2 separate regions of the Homo sapiens genome follow, and region 1 is linked to region 2. A link is an interaction called in ENCODE POLR2A ChIA-PET data of the cell type or tissue named here. Cell type or tissue: MCF 10A. All regions are shown on one strand. Each heading gives the region's core, and the rest is flanking DNA. Links, peaks and the distances in the headings are about the cores only.

Evidence for each region. Peaks named below come from ENCODE experiments on the same cell type or tissue, not always from the same donor. Only the 100,000 strongest peaks of a DNase experiment are listed, where the experiment ranks them.
Region 1: POLR2A ChIA-PET joins it to region 2 with 7 read pairs; 2 of 35 experiments call an interaction of 5 or more read pairs at or near these places.

What each region holds. Positions count from the first base shown.
Region 1 is chr12:116,654,066-116,663,536 of GRCh38, forward strand. LINC03088 (long intergenic non-protein coding RNA 3088) reads left to right here and starts at 7,479. Exons shown (of 2, transcript XR_007063473.1): 1 at 7,479-8,181. LOC124903028 (a long non-coding RNA gene) reads right to left here and starts at 8,764. Exons shown (of 3, transcript XR_007063474.1): 1 at 8,075-8,764; 2 at 7,619-7,881; 3 at 3,556-4,677. RefSeq lists enhancers at 4,464-4,967, 8,703-9,327. In MCF 10A, for the core only: no CTCF peak of the experiment used is centred there; a DNase peak (open chromatin) is centred at 4,836.
Region 2 is chr12:116,050,516-116,059,986 of GRCh38, forward strand. All of the region lies in intron 4 of MED13L (mediator complex subunit 13L), which reads right to left. Among named protein-coding and RNA genes, the nearest start is that of MIR620, 93 kb to the right of the region's middle. In MCF 10A, for the core only: no CTCF peak of the experiment used is centred there; a DNase peak (open chromatin) is centred at 3,566.

The DNA.
Region 1 (9,471 bases), core at 476-8,475, 600 kb after region 2:
TCAAGCAATCCTCCTGCCTCAGCCTCCCAAGTAGCTAGTACTACAGGCACATGCCACCACTCTGGGCTAATTTTTGTATTTTTTTATAGAGACAGGATCTCACTATGTTGCCCAGGCTAGACTTAAACTCCTAGGCTCAAGCAATCCTCCCACCTCGGCCTCCCAAAGTGCTGAGATTACAGGCATGAGCCACTGTGCCCAGCCTGACAGTTTCTTACGAAGGAAATATACACCTACCATACAATCCAGTTACACTTAGATATTTACCCAAGAAAAATGAAAACATATGTTCACATAAAGACTTATACACAAATGTTTATAACAGCTTTAGTCATGATATTCAAAACCTGGAAACAACCCAAATGTCCATCAGTAAGTGAATGGATAAACAAATTGTAGAATACTACTCAACAGTAAAAGCGAACAAACTACTGACACACGAAACAACACAGATGAACCTTAAAAACCAGTGAAAGAAGGCAGACACAGGAATATATACTGTATGACTCCACTCTATGACATTTTAGAAAATACAAAACTAGAGTGACAGAGAGCAGATCAGCGGTTGCCTGAGGTCGGGAGTGAAAGGGAGATTGACTTTAAAGGAACTTGAAGGAATTCTGGGGGGTAATAGAAGTATTCTATACCTGGCCGGGCACAGTGGTTCATGCCTGTAATCCCAGCACTTTGGGAGGCCGAGGAAGGTGGATCACTTGAGGTCAGGAGTTTGAGACCAGCCTGGCCAACATGGTGAAACCCCGTCTCTACTAAAAATACAAAAATTAGCCGGGTGTGGTGGTGAATGCCTGTAATCCCAGCTACTCAGGAGGCTGAAGCAGGAGAATTGCTTGAATCTGGGAGGCGGAGGCTGCAGTGAGCCAAGATCATGCCACTGCACTCCAGCCTGGGCAACAGAGCAAGACTCCACCTCAAAAAACAAGAAAAAAGAAATAAAATAAATAAATAAATAAATATTCTATATCTTAATTGCAGTGATGGTTCCTTGAATGTATACACTTGTCAAAACATCAAATCAAACACTTAAAATGGATGCAGCTTATCCCACGTAAATTATATCTCAAAGCTGACTAGAAGAATAATGAAGGCAGGGGCAAAGTTTTTTATATTATTGGAGGTTTGGCTGGGTGGCGGCTTGAGTCTCTCTCCTTTTGAGCAGGTCATGTTATCCAGGTGTTCTGTTGACATGCAGCTAGGGAACAGGATTCCAAGTTTTCCTTTGCTGACTTATGTGTATGTCATCCCAGCACTCAGTAAATGATGGCACTAAAAGGTTTGAGATCAATTCTCATCTTGTGTGCTCTGCGGCAGGAAACCCTGATTGTGATTCGAGACGTTCTCTCTCTGTCGGCCTCTCTTTCAAAACGCAGAGAGACTGAAACATTTGTCATTGGCCTGAAAGAGAGAGGCTGGTTTTGGTAAGCGCCAGCCTGAACCAACAGCCAGTTAGCACAGTCTTTGATTGGGAAGGGTTGAGACACAGGGCTCCTCCTTGCCTATCTTCAAATGCGGAGAAGCTCTAGTGGGTTTGCCTGGACCCAGGGCAGGGAACCTGATGGATTCCCAGCCACCTAAGCTGAGCTCATAGGGCCAGAAGGAAACTTGAGAGCCACAGAGAGCTTCATCCCTCCTCTCATGTGATCAGAACCATCTCCATCTGCATGAGGCAGGTGGAGATGATAGGGGAGGAGGACTCCTTGGGAAACCAACTGCCAGGTTGACAGTCAGCAACTGCCTGAGGTGTCAAAGGAGCAATGGCTAATCTAAAGCCAGAGATGTGGGACATCTGCAGTCAGTGTCAATGCCCTTGTCTCTCTGGGGCCCAGGAAGCAACTGCATGAAGGTGCAGATGACCCTGCTACCCTGGAACTGGTGACTGAAATAAGGGGCAAGTTGACCCAGTGAAGCAAAGGGATGGGGGAGACTGTGGAGATTTTTTTTTTTTTTTTTGAGACAGAGTCTCCCTCTGTCACCCAGGCTGGAGTACAGTGGCATGATCTCAGCTCACCACAACCTCTGCCTCTCAGGTTCAAGTGATTCTCATGCCTCAGCCTCCCCAGTAGCTGGGATCACAGACATGTGCCACCAGGCCCAGCTAATATTTTTATTTTTAGTACAGACGGGATTTCGCCAGGCTGGTCTTGAACTCGTGACCTCAAGTAATCCGCTCTCCTCAGCCTCCCCAAATGCTGGGATTATAGGCATGAACCACTGCACCTGGCCAAGGCCATGGAGATTCTGCCCTGGCCATCTAAGTGGTCTGTCCACCTCCCCCATTATCCCACGCCTCTCAGTTCCTACGCAAGATGCAAAACATCTGGAAAAATGGACTGTATCCATTCCTCTCTTCCAAACTCCTCACTGGCCTTGATGTGCATTTAGGATAAAATCCAGACTCCGAAGCCCCCTGCATAAAATAATCCCTTAGGATGCTTGCTCATCAGGCAGATTCCAAGCTCCTGCGCCAAGATGCTGATTCAGCAAGGCTGAGATGGACCCAAGCATCTGCAATTGCAACAACCCCCTGCGGGAATCCTGATGCAGGCCACCCATGAAACTTCTTTTGGAAATTCTGTCCTCCAGATTTGACCTCTAATGCCTCTTCTCTCATCTGGTCCTGCTTGCTCTCCCCTGGTGCACGATCTCCTGTTGCAGAGCCCAGAAAGGGCCGGGTACAGGCTTTAGCCATCAGCCCCGATCTCCGACATCCCTCACACCCATTCTTTGATGTAGACAATTCTCATTTCCTCAAAGTCACATAAAGTGCTGTTTTAAACTTAACTTCAAGTCAAATAATCCATTTTCTGTATTACTGATATAGAACATTCTGGAGCTACCAGCATTCTTTCCTATATCAAAAGTTTCCAGTGGCCTGTATTTTTCTTCCTAGAACGTCAACCTTTGCCCCAAATGTACCCCCACCCCATTCTTGGAGTGATTCATGTCAAGTGTTTAGCTCCCTACTAGACTGAAATCTGTCTGAGGGCAAGAGCTCGTTTCTTCTCTGCTGTATACAAAGAGCTGAGCATATTGCCTGGAATATAATTAAGGCTTAATAAATATTTGTCACATGAACATGAAAAAGCAGGCAATTTCTGGATGACCTTCAAGTAAATAAAGTCAGTCTGAGATGCGGGAGGTCTCCACGGCAGGTAGCAAAAGGAAGACTAAGAAAAGTGAACGGTGAACGGAGCTGAACAGTGACCACCCTGTGATGTTCCCAGCTGAGGGTGAACACTAATGAACACTTGCAAATGGCCCCAGGGCTCTTCCAGACCTTTGAAATCCTAGGCCAGAGGTCATCTCTCGGCTCTGATTCAGAGACCACCTGCCACTGCGCAGCCCTGGGATTCCACTGCTCACCCCAACTGCAGAGGCCTGACTCCTCCCTTACCCCCTCCTCCGACTCCTCATAAACCAGGTTCAACTCACCTTAAAATCAGTTTCCTCATTTGTCTTTTTAAGGACTACTAAAATCCTTAAAGAGACGTTCTGATGAGCTTATTCTCTTTGACTTAAGAGTACAGAGATGTTTGGTCATTTTAAGGATTCCTCCTTTATTTTACTAAAAGTTTTGTCTTCACCCCTCTCCAGCCCCCAGCAAATATTCTGAGACCTCTGAGACCCCTGGACTCCTCCTAGGAGGGGCATAGCTTTAGGAGGTTGTGAACCCCTTAAAACTGTATCTGATCTTTTGTGTGTATATTCATGGCTTCCTATCCTATTTTAAAAGATTGAAAATCACCGCATAGTAAAAGCAACACTGTCTTTTTAACGAAAATGTCTGTGTTTAAATCCCAGCTCTACACCTGTCGATTGAAGTAACCGGGGGCAGACCATTTAAGTCATGTGAAAGCTCTGTAGATGGCTGTCATGGGATCTTACTAAATTGTCTGCATGAAAGCCCTTGTAGGCTACAAAGCATGGAATTCCAGTATGTTCTCTCTCAAGAACCTCAGCCAGGGGCCCCTAGACAATCACATTTGCTCTTTTCACCTTCCCCATCACTGCATAAGGTCTGCGCAAGTGATTCCCATTCTACACATGCGAACACTGAGGCCAAGGTAGGTGATTGAGTGTCCCTGAGGTCACAGGATCAATGACTGAAAGAAGCTGAACCTTGAAGGTAGAAAGGAGGGGAATTAAAAGAAGAAAAATAAAAACAAGAAACAAAATCATGCTTCTTTGTTGTCCTTCTGGAACTCAGACTCTGAGTGAGTTAGGTGGAGTTCTGGAATGTTTTGCAAGACGAAGATAGCTTTCCCATTCTGTCGCGTTCTTGCTCTCCTCTGACGCCCACCTGCTTGTTGCTTTCTGCTGGTGTCTCACCTTCTGCAGGCGAGGAGCGCATGAGAGTCGGGCTGGGTGAAACCGGGGCTCCATCTGCCTGCGTGCTTTCTGGGGATGTCTGAAGGTAACTTTGTGCTGGCGCCCCTTGCCAGGAAGCTGAGAAGCCTTCTGCAGCGCCACCCGGCTCCCATCCCCTCTCCGCGGAATAAGCTGGTACCAAAGCCAGCCCCTGGTGCCGCTCAACCAGATGGCAGGGGAAGCAAAACAAAAGTGACCTTGTTAGCAGAATGTGTCTTCCCCGGGAGAAGCTATTTTTGTTGTGGTTGTGAACTGAAGTCGTCTCAGCTGAATTCTCCTTCCCTGCGAGGGCTGTGGAATGTTAATTTGTTCCAAAGTTCAGTATTTTGATTAGAACCAGGAGTGCCAGATTTTGTCAGAAACATTTTGGAATGGGGTAGGCTCACACACACTCTCTCTCTCTTTCTCTCTCACTCTCTCTCTTGGCCGCTGTACAAAGTAAATGTTGTTGCAGCAGCTGCCCTGGGGGAACAGCCCATTGCAAATCGGAGCCGGGGGTGAACCGGCTCCTCCCTGTTGCCGTGACCTTATTGCCATAGAGGCACCCAGACTAGGGACAAAAGTGGAGACACCCTTTCAATTGGAGAGAACAAAGAGCCCAGCACAGAACCTGGAACGGAGGGGTCCTCAGGAAACACGTGTGAGCTGAAAAAAAGAATGAAGCCAGGCGCGGTGGCTCACGCCTGTAAACCCAGCACTTTGGGAGGCCAAGGCAGGTGGATCACAAGGTCAGGAGTTCAAGACCAGCCTGGCCAAGATGGTGAGACCTCGTCTCTACTAAAAATACAAAATTAGCCGGGCCTGGTGGCGGGCGCTTGTAATCCCAGCTATTTGGGAGGCTGAGGCAGAGAATTGCTTGAACCCGGGAGGCAGAGGTTGCAGTAAGCCGAGATTGCACCATTTCACTCCAGCCTGGGTGGCAGAGCAAGACTCCATCTCAAAAAAAAAAAAAAAAAAAAAAAAGAAAGAAAAGAATGAACTTCCCCCAAGATGTAGCGCTCAGAGTTTCTGCAACCCAGAGGTCATGTCCAAAGGGAATTATCAGAGTTCTAGATTCTGAGAACTCTATTTCTCTTTTTTCTTTTCTTTTTTAACATTGTAATTTACTTTTTTTTTTTTTTTTTTTTAGGGACAGGGTCTCCCTGTATCACCCAGGCTTGAGCGCAGTGGCATGCTCACAGCTCACTGCAGCCTCAAACTCCTGGGCTCCAGTGATCCTCCGTCCTCAGCCTCCTGAGTAAAGGGGACTACAGGCATGCATCGCCATGCCTGGCTAAATTTTTTTATTTTTTGTAGAAATGAGGTCTTGCTCTGTTGTCCTGGCTGATCTCAAACTCCTGGCCTCAAACAATCCTCCTGCTTTGACCTCCTTTGGATTACAGGTGTGAGCCATGGCACCCAGCCTGGTTCTCTTTTTCTGACCGCTTCTCTCTCTCAATGAGTTATTAAGCCAAGTCATGCATGACTATTTTCTGAATCACAAAACGAACACAGATAAGATGAAAGTGCCTCTGATCTCTACTCCAATCCTAGCCCTCTGGTCCTTCTCAGAGGTAATCAGATGCCAATGCCACACCACAGCCTCACCAGAGCTTGATAACATCAAACCTATCATTTGTTGTCGGTCTGGTGGGTGAAAAGTGTTTTTTGTTGTCTTCTTTTGTAGCATAGTATAGTAGTTAGGAGTATGGAATTTGAATGCGGGTTGCCTGGGGTCTAATCCTGGCCCTGGAGTAGCCAGAGGAGGAGCAACTGTGTGGACAACTGAACCTGGCTGAAAGTCAGCTTCGCGGTGTCTGGACCAGGAATGATGGCAGAAGTTATGTTCCAGGGTGGTCGTGAGGATCGCTGCATGAACTAGAGCGTGCTAAGTGCTCAGAGCAGGCTGGCCGGCACAAGCGTTCTGCAGGGGTTTGTTTTTATCATTGCCGCTATCATTTCCCCAATCACTTAGGACTCTGGGCACCCCCACCCCCCACCTTCACTTTCAGTTCAGTGTTGACAGTTTCCCACGTTTCCCAGTCTCCCAGCACTAAGGCTGGGAAATAACCGGGAAGCAGTGAATTCCTGGTTCTGTTTCTGCCTCTTACAGTGAGAGGTGACAGCGTACTGGCAGCCCTGCAGCCCTTGCTCGCTCTCGGCGCCTCCTCGGCCTTGGCGCCCACTTTGGCCGCACTTGAGGAGCCCTTCAGCCCGCCGCTGCACTGTAGGAGCCCCTTTCTGGGCTGGCCAAGGCCGGAGCCGGCTCCCTCAGCTTGCAGGGAGGTGTGGAGGGAGAGACGCAGGTGGGAACCTGGGCTGCGCGCGGTGCTTGCGGGCCAGCGCGAGTTCCGGGTGGGCGCGGGCTCGGCAGTCCCCGCACTCGGAGCCGCCGGCCAGCCTGCAAGCCCCGGGCAGTGAGGGGCTTAGCACCTGGGCCAGCAGCTGCTGTGTTCGACTACTCGCCATGCCTTAGCTGCCTCCCCGCGGGGCAGGGCTCGGGACCTGCAGCCCGCCATGCCTGAGCCTCCCCTCCCGGCCGTGGGCTCCTGCGCAGCCCGAGCCTCCCCGACGAGCGCTGCCCCCTGCTCCACGGGGCCCAGTCCCATCGACCACCCAAGGGCTGAGGAGTGTGGGCACACGGCGCAGGACTGGCAAGCAGCTCCACCTGCGGCCCAGTACGGGATCCACTGGGTGAAGCCAACTGGGCTCCTGAGTCTGGTGGGGACTTGGAGAACCTTTATGTCTAGCTAAGGGATTGTAAATACACCAATCGGCACTCTGTATCCAGCTCAAGGTTTGTAAACACAACAGTCAGCACTCTGTGTCTAGCTCAGGGTTTGTGAATGCACCAATCGACACTCTGTATCTAGTTACTCTGGTGGGGACTTGGAGAACCTTTGTGTCCACACTCTGTATCTAGCTAATCTAGTGGGGACGTGAACTTTTGCGTCTAGCTCAGGGATTGTAAACGCACCAATCAGCACCCTGTCAAAACGGACCAATCAGCTCTCTGTAAAACAGACCAATTGGCTCTCTGTAAAGTGGACCAGTCAGCAGGATGTGGGTAGGGCCAGACAAGAGAATAAAAGCAGGCTGCCGGAGCTGGCAGTAGCAATTGGCTGGGGTGTTTTTCCGCTCTGTGGGAGATTTGTTCTTTCGCTTTTTGGGTCCACGCTGCGTTTGTGAGCTGTAACACCGTGAAGGTCTGCAGCTTCACTCCTGAAGTCAGGCGAGAAGACTACGAACCCACCTGGAGGAACGAACAACTCCAGACTCGCCGCATTAAGAGCGGTAACACCGCGAAGGTCTGCAGCTTCACTCCTGAGCCAGCGAGATCACGAACCCACCGGAAGGCTGTAACATATCTGAACATCAGAAGGAACAAACTCCGGACAGGCCGCCTTCAGGAACTGTAACACTCACCGCGAGGGTCCGTAGCTTCATTCTTGAAGTCAGTGAGACCAAGAGCCCACCAATTCCGGACACAACAGGACACACTGCGGCTTCTCCTGGCTTTTTCAAAGTTCAGCCCAAGAGGAAGAGAGACCTAATTAATACCCAGGAGATGGTGGTGTTTATTTTTTCCAGCTGGGACAACTAAGGCCCCGAGAGGAGAAAGGGACTATCCGGGGTACAGAGGCCACTGAGTCAGAGCTAGGACCAACATATCACCAGCTCTCCCTCTTCAGCGCAGACCCCAACTCACCAGCGGTGGCTTCCTGAAGAGCTGGGTTAAGGAGGATTCTGAGGTGCAGCAGAGCTCGCTAAGAGGCTGACGGGTAAGGGGTGCTGCGCTGTGAGCACAGGAGCCAGGTGGGTGTTGCCTGCCATCCCCTCTACCTCTCCCTCTTCTCTCTGCCACCTCGGTTTTTCTCCATCCTTTCACTCACCCCCGACCCGCCATTGTTTCACCTGCCTGGAAATGGCACCCTTCGTTGAGAGTAAGGATAGGGCCTCTGCTGTGCCCAGGCCACGTTTCTGGGCCTCTTTTTTCCTCTCCCAGGTCTGAAGGGGCCTCAGTTTGGGGTTCTTAAGGGCCCAGAGACCTGTGAACAGTTGCTCCCTCCCCTACTTAGTGGCCCACGTGGAACTCAAGAGTATCCCGCTCCGTGGCTGTTCAGAAATGCAGCAGCACAGCCCCCAGGCAGCAATCGTTCAGGAGCGCTGGGAAGCCCACAGCCAGCCTGAGCCCTCCGAGATGCCTCTAGACTCTGGGCCCGGGATCAATACTTGGGAGGGGGAGAGCAGATGTGAATGCGATGCGGGCACACGCACAGCGTGCTGCTGGAGGCCCAGCTCAGAGGAGCTGGGCCAGCCTCCCCCGCCCTCTCCTTTCTCCTTGCCTTGCGGGGGCCAAGAGGGCTGTGGAGGGCTCTGCTGGAGTCTGCCATCTGCTGCTGAAAACATCTGCGCTTGCTGCCTTCCACGCAGACGAGCTGTCCGTCCTTCCTCCTCCCCCTCTTCCGCCAAGGCTATTCAGACGGGCGTGCAGGCTGCGGGCAGAGGTCAGGAAGCTCCCCGGCCTGTCCAGGCACGAGACAGCAGGCACTGCCTCTTTGGTACCTAGGCAGCTGTGTCTGCGAGTCCCTGGCTCTCTCCCAGGTGCCCTGCTTTAAGAAAATCCAATAGGAACAAAGTCCTGTTTGCAAAGTGGACACCTGCGGGCAATGTATGTCTCTGTCTGCATTGCACAGAGATCATCCTGAGCGATTCAATGATTTTTTCTCTCTGTGGGTTCTAAGTTCTTAACCAGAAAAGGAGATGTTAATTGAATCACCTGGGAGGTTTTTCAACATGCACCCGGCCAGTCCCCATGTTTCCCACTCTCAGACAAAACAGGTTTGGGGAGAAGAGTTTGTTGAAAGAGGTCCCTAGCACCCAGTGTTGCTGACAGATCCCCTCCCCACCTCTCCCTGCTCTGCTACCCTTGCGCATTTCAGCTTTTATTTAAAAGTCAGTAACTACCTACAGTGGAGGAGGGGGCTTTAAAGCTGAACTGTTCTATCTCACTATGAATTAAAGATCAGTTAGAAATGAAATTTCAACACCCAAGAAAAGAATAGGTACATTTATTAGAAAATGGGAGTGCTGTATATTTAAATT
Region 2 (9,471 bases), core at 471-8,470:
AAGACTTCTCCCCCTGAATTAAAAGTACACCCTACTTAGAAGATGGTAATTCTTTTTTTTTAATTAAATGGTTACACAAGCTCTACGTATAAGTATCAAGAGTCTCTAATTTAAGTGTATAAGGAAATTTACATCCATTGGCCGGGCACGGTGGCTCATGCTTGTAATCCCAGCACTTTGGGAGGCCAAGGAGGGTGGATCACATGAGATCAAGAGTTCGCAACCAGACTAGCCAACATGGTGAAACCCCGTCTCTACTAAAAATACAAAAAAATCAGCCAGGCGTGGTGGCACATGCCAGTAATCCCAGCTGTTCAGGAGGCTGAGGTAGGAGAATTGCTTGAACCTGGGAGATGGAGCTTGCAGTGAGCCGAGATCATGCACGCCAGCCTGGGCAACAGAGTGAGACTCCATCTCAAGAAAAACAACAACAAAAAAAAAAACCCAGAAATTTACATTCTTCAAATATAAGTGCTCATTTTTCAAATATTTAACAACATATCTTTAAATGTATATTGTACAAAACTGTATGCATAATACGGAAAAATACCTAAATTAGGAAGCCCAAATTTTACAAGTCAAATCCTAAGGAAATGGGTTGTTTATAGATTATCATACATCATAAGCAATTTCCACAGCATTAAAATGTTAAAGAATATTATATAGCATTTTAATAAAACATTTTTCAAAGATAAAAATAATAGAAATGAACAGGCCAGGCATGGTGGCTCACACCGAGATCCCACCACTGCACTCCAGCCTGGATGACAGAGCGAGACTCTGTCTCAAAAATATTGATAACAATAGAAATGAATTAATATTTAACTTCAATAATTTTTAAACTAGAAATACAGTTTTATTCTCTCCATAAAGGGAGTAAATAGCCTGTGCAGTTTCCTTTTAAATCATAATTTAAAAATTCTAATTAGCCTAGACATAAACTCTGAGGAGTAAATGTTGGCTACAGATCATATGCAAACAGCAATGATAAATGGCAACCAAGTACAGGCTGAATATCCTTTATTCAAAATGCTTGGAACCAGAAGAATATCGGATTTCAAACTTCTTTCGATTTTGGAATATCTGCATACACATAATAAGATATATTGGGAATGAGACCCAAGTCTGAATATGAAATTCATTTAGGTACATTTATATTACATATAATACCTTAAGCACACAAATCCTGAAGGTAATTTTGCACAATATGTTAAATAATTTTGTCTGTGAAACAAAGTTTTGACTGTGACCCATCTCATGAAGTCAAGCATGGAATTTTCCACTTATGACATCATGTGGGCACTCAAAAAGTTACAACTTTGGAGTATTTCAGATTTTGGACTGAACAGAGATAGCCACTGAGGAGCCAAGCTGACTGATATGAATGCAAGGAATAAGATGAAACATAGCCAAATTTCCAGCATTTAAAGAGATGTTAAGAAAACACTTGCCAAAAAGCCACAATCAAATTCTAGCTTGCCCTTCATTTCTAACAGCAGCAGTGGTAGCCGACCAGTTTTGTTTTTGAAATTTAATGTTTATTATGTACTTACCTACACACATACACACACACACACACACACACACATAAAACTATATAAGAACATTCTATACAGCTAAGAAACACAAAAACAGTTTCGTAGTGTTAAATGACTTGGATAATGCAAAGGTGTCATTCAGAGGCAAGGATTCGAATTCAAAGCCAGGAGTGACCCATGTTTTGTTAGCTCAAAGACATGACCTTACACACAGGATAGAGAAACAGAAAGGTCAGACTAAAGGGATGATTAAAGTCATTAGAAAATACAAAGGATGTGAGGGAGTGTTGCTGAGTCCTGTATTACAAGAAGTGGGTCTCTCGCTAGGTCAAAATCTCAATTTTGCCTTTAGGAATTTATTTGGTTCTGCAGGAGATAGAACCTAAAAGCATTAACTAATGAGAAAATTGCTCTAATATTTTACTGAACTATACTGTAGAAATTAATTCTTCATAACCCATTGAGAAAAATGTCTTGGTGCCATCCTAAAAGGGTGTTAAATCCATTGTGATCTTTGTGGGGGAAAAGTTGGAAAGCATCATTCACTCTTAAATGTCAGTTAGTTAAGAACAAAAATCACTAATCATGTGTTAAGATTCTGGTTTGCATTACACCATTTTGACAAATTAGCCATCCCAATCTTGCTTTGCTTAGGCTAATAGCACAAACTGCTTATATCCTCAGTCTCTGAGACAGACCCAGAGACTGGGAAGAGGAAGCAGGGGAACAGGGTGCTGGGTGCCTAGAAGATGCTAACCAGGTATGAAAAATTAACAAGGAAGAATTTACAAGAATAATCCATACATTAATTATGGAGTGTTTAATGTATTTTGATTAAATGAGAAAGTCAAATGCATTTCAGTAAAACTGATGGGCAACATATTAATAGTAAGTCATGTAAGGCAAGCATCATCATTAACGTCTTAAAAAGCACTGAATAAGCCTAAGACATTTTCTAGAAAATAAAATATATAATCCATTATTCCATTTATTATGCAAATATCTGTCTTTCTGAAAGATTTACGGAAAACATTTTCTCCATGTGTCATGCACTATGTAAGAAAGCAAGAAAACCACAGCACTAATTATAGTTTCTTATTAAAAAGTAAAAAATTCCTTTTTATTCAATGACTTCTAAATTATTGCACAGATACAAGTGATTAGGGAGTTAAAAACATGAGTAAAACATAAAACATAATCCCTATCCTTAAGGAATTTATACTCTTCTAGAAGAAAAAGTAAAATATGACCATAAATAAGTATAATCGAAGGTATACATAAATACCAGAAGAAAAGCTTAGGTCTGTAAAATTTAGGAAGACATTATTCTGGCTGAGAGAATCAAGAGGCACTGTGGAGGAGTTAGGACTAAAGTTGGGCCTGAAGGACTTTTAGGATTCGGATAATATGAGACTGGATGCTTAGAAAGGAAGGCTATCCAGGAAAGGAAATACTAAGAGTTATTAATATTTGAGTGTTTACTTTGCCAGGCAGTATTCTAAGTGTTTTAAATATATCCTTAATTCTCACAACAACTCTAAGGTAGGCATTAAATTATTACCCCTACTTTGAAGCAGAAGGGAGGAAGGGGAGGGAGCTAAAGTCACTTGCCTAAGGTCATATAACTTGGAAGGGGCAAAGTCATACTTTAGATCTGACTAATCAAAGATTCTACACTCTCAAAGCTCTGAACTTTACAACCTTAACTGAAATGGCATGATAAAAACTGGTTATAGTTCAGTAACCATTAGCAAAAGGCTTTCACCTTAAATCAGCTCATTTTAGCTCTTTTTACCTCTATAAAGCTCATTAGAGGTATGCTAGTATCCCCATTTTAGATGACACCACAAGCTCAAGGAGTTAAAGTAACTTCCCCAGGGTCACAGAGGCAAAGGTCCAGCTGATAATCAAACCTCGGCTTTGGCCTACAAGTCCAGTGTTTCATCACATCTACTTTACATTAGAAAGGCTGCTTACAAATTGTCTGCCAGCCGTGAAGTCCAAGACTTATGCAATGATGCCCCATTGTCCAGCAAGTTCCCCATGCTCACTGCTCTGCTCCACGTCAACACAAAGGGAATTCTGCCAAAGATTTCATTTGAAAAACAGTTCTACTACTTAGAGTAATTTAACAACTATTACACACACACACACACACAAACACACACACACACACACACGTACGTCTTACCCTCATTTCCTCCTGCATTTTCTCATGTTCTATACTCTGGTATCCAAATCCCACTCCAGAAAATATCATATCCCACACATCATGTCTTTCTCTTGGTTTAATATGTGTAATACCTTGATTAAAACCAAAATATATTCAGAATAAAAACCGAGTAACAATCATGTAACAATCAGTGAGAACTCTGCCAAAGTTTCCCACCACTCTACCTGTATACCTTCTTTGAGTACCTACTATTTAGAACTCCAAGAGTACAACTTAAGCATGTTAAGTACTTTTCTTTTGCACATGACTCTATAATAGCCTTACTTTCAAGCATAATCAGAAAAGAATAGCTTTCATGTAAACATTAATAACTAGATACTTAACGGTAATGACTCCTACTGTCCAGCTGAAATCCTATTTAAGTGATACAATCATCAGTAAAAAGCTCAAGGGCACCAGAATGATTAAAAGAAAAGACAATTCCAAGTGCGGACAGGACACACAACAACTTTCATATACAGCTGGTGAGAATCTAAGTTGGTACAGCCAGTTTGGAAAATTGCTTGGCAGTATCTATTAAAGCTGAACATGTGCCTGCTACTCTGTGTTTCAATATTCCACTCCTAGGTATATACCCAATAGAAAATATGTGCCAGAATGTTCTTAGCAGGATTATTCATAATAGCCCCAAAGTAATAATAAATCAATGTCAACCCACAGAATACATAAATTGTGGTATATTAACATGCAAGGGATTAAATAAAAATAAAAACAAACTGCAACTATACATAAGACAAATGGATTTCAGAAATTTAACACTGAGAGAAATAAGATACAAAACTCAGCATAAAGTATACGCTATTAACTAAATAAAGTTTAAAACTCTGTAAAATTGATCTACAGTGGTATTGAAATAGTGATCCCTTTGAGGGGGAAATGACTAAAAAGAGGCATAAGGGGTGCTTCTAAGAAGTTGGTAATATTGTTTCTTGATCTGAATGCTAGAAATAAGGATGTATACACCTTATAAAAGTTGATAAAGCTAAACACTTATGATGTACAAACATCTTAATTGTATATTTCAATAAAAAGATTTAAAAAATAATTCCAATAGAATGTTTTCAGAAAGTTCATTGCAAGTCGGATAATTAAAATAGGTGCAACTCAGAAGAAAAAGCATATTAACATGTAAACTTTCGATCCCTACTTTCAGAGATATAGAGGAGTCAAAGCACATTCACAAGAGAAGTTAGTTCTTTAAATGGTACACAATCCCTCCTATGAAGACCAAGATTTTAACAATGGTTTCACAACCGGCCTTTCCAAGAAGAGTTACAGAACTAATGCATTTCATAGCTGGGAAGGCCTTTAGAAAATGCCATGACCGGCCAGGTGCAGTGGCTCACACCTGTAATCCCAGCACTTTGGGAGGCTGAGGTGGGTGGATCACCTGAGGTCGGGAGTTCAAGACCAGCCTAGCCAACATAGTGAAACCCTGTCTCTACAAAACTACAAAAATTAGCCGGGCTTGATAGCGGGTGCCTGTAATCCCAGCTACTGGGGAGGCTGGAGGCACGAGAATCGCTTGAACCCAGGAGGCGGAGGTTGCAGTGAGCCAAGATTGTGCCATTGGACTCCAGCCTGGGCGACAGTGAGACTCCCCGTCTCCAAAAAAAAAAACAAAAAGAGAAAATGCCATGCATGACAACACCAAAATGAGCTTAGTTACTGACTTTAATAAGATTCACTAAACATCCAGGATGATATCCATAAGCTCCACGAGCAGACAACCACAGTACATAAGCAGAAGAGGATTAAAAGCCAAGATTTCATGGGTGGTTTAGTAAGCTGCTGGCAGCCCAAAGGTAAGTTTGTTAGGGTAGGACCCTCACCACAACACTAGCCACATTCTGAGTGATACAGGAAGCAACAAACTACAGCAATTACAAGCAAGAGTGTACAATCTGGCTTTAGTACACCACAACGACTAAAATTTTTGTCCTAATAATGTATGCATTTTCTAATAATTTATGAAGTTTCTTTTCTTGTTTTTTGTTTGTTTTTTTTTTGAGACAAAGTCTTACTCTTTCAGTCAGGCTAGAGTGCAGTGGCACAATCACGGCTCACTGCAGCCTCAACCTCCTGGGCTCAGGTGATTCTCAGCCTCCTATGTAGCTGGGACCTCAGGCACAGAGTTTTGTCATGTTGCCCAGGCTGATCTTGAACTCCTGGGCTCAAGCAATCTGTCCAGCTCTGAATTCCCAAAAGTGCTGGGATTACAGGCATGAGCCACTGTGCCTGGCCTGATTTATGAATAAAATTTCTTTATTCATAATAGCTGTCTACATTTGTAGGACCTTAGTTAAGACATGATTAAGTACTAGAATTAGTTCCAACTACTGCTGGTGATAAACTCACCATCTACCTTCACTTGTTTTCTCTTAATTCTCCAAGAAGTAATCAGGTGAATAAAGAATCATCATCAGATAATATTCTCCAAGATTCTTTAAGAAATTAATTTTTATCTACTCTTAAATGATTGCACAATTATAGGATAGAAATTACTATCTTGTGCTCTAATTCAAATTGCTCTTAATGATCCTAGAGAGAAATGAATTACTAGAGATAAAAGATAAATTTTGCTGTGGTTTGTGATCTTTGTTTCTTTCCTTAAAACTTAACAGACCTCTTTGTCTACCTCAAAAGATTTACTAAAATACAGAATATACTTCAGTTACTTAACACATACTTGGTTATTGTATTTTCTCCAAACTGACATAAGATCCTAAATCATTCTGGTAAAAGAATAAAAATGGTCTCTTTCTCTCATAAGATTTAAATGTATCACTGCGTCAGACAAGGTTAAATCAGAAGCCGAATCCCTGAAGAAAGCTAGTAGAGTCATTTAACAGAAAATGAAGTTGGCTAACACCTGAAGGAATAATTGTAGTAGAGTATTCCAAGTAGCTCGAACACAAGCCCATAAAATAAAGTCCTGTGAGGCAGACAGGAGTCCCAAAGAAACTGCAATTAATAATCCTCCTGGAACAGCAGAAGCACATTCCACATGAAAAGGTACAAAAAGGATAACAAAAAGATCAGCAGTAAGCCAGAGCGAAAATACCAAATTTCCAGCAACCAAACTGCAAAACTCTATCTAGCGTATTAGTTATTTTCTTCAGGGGTAGAACTAATTAGCTGCATTATGGGTGGTTCAGTATCCATATGATATCCACAGTTGGGTACCCTCTGACTGACTGATGGCAGAATATTCTGTCATCAGCACTCAGGTTCCAGAGAGAACTTTCTAGGCAATGGTCTAATAAATAAAGACGTAATGTTTTGTTTATGAGATGCTGTGACTCATCGCCTACTAGATAATCTTAATCTACCCCAAACTTAGACTAATGGTCATTATTATGGTCTCTGAAACAGTTTAGACATGGAGATAGACAGCCCTAAAGTCTATTTCCATACCATTACTTCCATCTGGCAAAATTTGATGGTTTCCTTCACTTACTAAAGTTGATTCTCAGAGGTCAAAAAATGTGCTCAGATATTCAAAAACTTGGTATTCAAAATGCCTAAATTTGGTAAAGAGACTTAGGATTATTACTATTTTTTTTATTTCTGGTGCTTACAAAATAAAGTCTTATTTTAAATCATTGAGCTATCTAGTTAGTTTATAAATAGAATTCAGGTGGTTCAAAATACATTATTTCATTTAAAATTTTAGGATCCAACGTGTTATGTACTGAGACAGCTTTATCATTTAGTCAAGGATTAAATCACGAAAAATTCATTTACTTATTTCTGGCAAGATGTATAACAGAAAACTCTTTAAATCTTTTAAATTACTGGAAGGATTCAACTATAGACAATCAAAAGACATCAAACATACTTTCTTCCTGAGGAAGAAAAGGAATCTGCTAGCAAACTTACAGTGAAAAGTGACCATGATTTACTGTTTAAAAGTTCTAAATGAAATGCATCAGACTGAAAATCAGGATAAGGTTTGCCATTCCTTTTAAGGCACACATCCTTCTAAGCTCATGTGATTTCCTACTTTATGTAGTAAAGAAGGACACAAACAATATGCTTCCATGTGTTTATTTCAACCTAAGCAATATTCAACTTCAAAAACTCAAAAATACTGTTTTCCCCATATATTCTGAAGGTGCCTTTGTAATTACTGTACTGATGAGTCTGTATACATACATAAATTAAAATAAATGTTGAGATCCTAAGTAAAAAATAGCTTACACTATAGCATAAACTGGCAATAAAACCTATCATTTTGTAATCTCTATCTTTATCCATAATGGAAAATAAACAAATCTATGACCTTAACCATTTATATGACCTCCCACAATACGTTTTTGAAGATCATCAAAAGATGCAATAAGAGACCTTTCTTGCAGAGATAAGTTGCTAATCTTAATAAGTGTTCCCAGAAAGAGAATACCAGTCAATGGGGAAAGCTGAATTAAAAATAGTCTAGCCAACTGTAAAACAACAACAGCATAGTAGAGTAGACGGTGGTTTATGGACTTCTATATTTAGCATTACATTATCATATTCTCCAACCCCACTCAAGTAGTATTCTAAAACATTAGTGTTTCATGCCTTTTTGCAGACTGACTCACGACTATATATGTAAAATATGAATATGTTAATTAGAGGTCAAAATATGGTACAAGTATATGTACACTTTACTAATAAAGCAATAAGATACTGTGCTTAAGAAAAACACATAAAAAAAGGTTTCCATTTATACATTGATATGTAATAGATTTAATGGAATGAAAGTTTACATCTGTACATCAAGTCTGCTTAAACACATTTTTCTTTTTTTTGTTAAGACAGGGTCTCGCTCTGTCACCCAGGATGGCGTGCAGTCACGCGATCATGGCTCACTGCAGCCTCAACTTCCCAGACTCAAGCAATCCTCCCACCTGAGCCTCCCAAGTGGTTGGGACTACAGGCATGTGCCAACCCACCCAGCTAATTGTTTGTAGAGATGGGGTCTCATTGTGTTGCTCAGGCTGGTCTTGAACTCCTGGGCTCAAGCCATCCTCCTGCCTAGGCCTCCCAAAGTTTTGAGATTACAGGCATGAGCCACCATGCCTGGCCTGCTTAAACAAGCTTGATTTCACTGTCAATAACCCTCCAGTAAAAAATTATACCGTACTTTTTTTTTTTTTTTTGGTGAGGAGTTTCCCTCTTACCACCTTGGCAGGAGTGCAGTGGGTGTGATCTTGGCTCACTGCAACCTCCGCCTCCCGGGTTCAAGCAATTCTCCTGAGTCAGTCTCCCAAGTAGCTGGGATTACAGACGCCCGCCACCATGCCCAGCTAATTTTTGTGTTTTTAATAGAGACGGGGTTTCACCAGGCTGGCCAGGCTGGTCTCGAACTCCTGACCTCAGGTGATCCGCCTGCCTCAGCCTCCTGAAGTGTTGGGATTACAGGTGTGAGCCACCACACCCACCCTACATAATTCTTTTACACTGTAAAAGTATTTTATGCTTTTAAATATATTTTTAAATACATATGCTTTTAGATAAATTATTAAATTTAATTAATATTTGAAGAATGATGGAAAAGAAAAATGGATTAAGAGTAAAAAACATAAAGGAGGCACGGAGAAAAAGGCTTTAAATTATTATTTAAATCTGATGTATACACTATTACTTTTTACATAATACAAACTGAAATATACAAGAAACAAAACAAATCACTGTGATATAGAACCCCTTAAA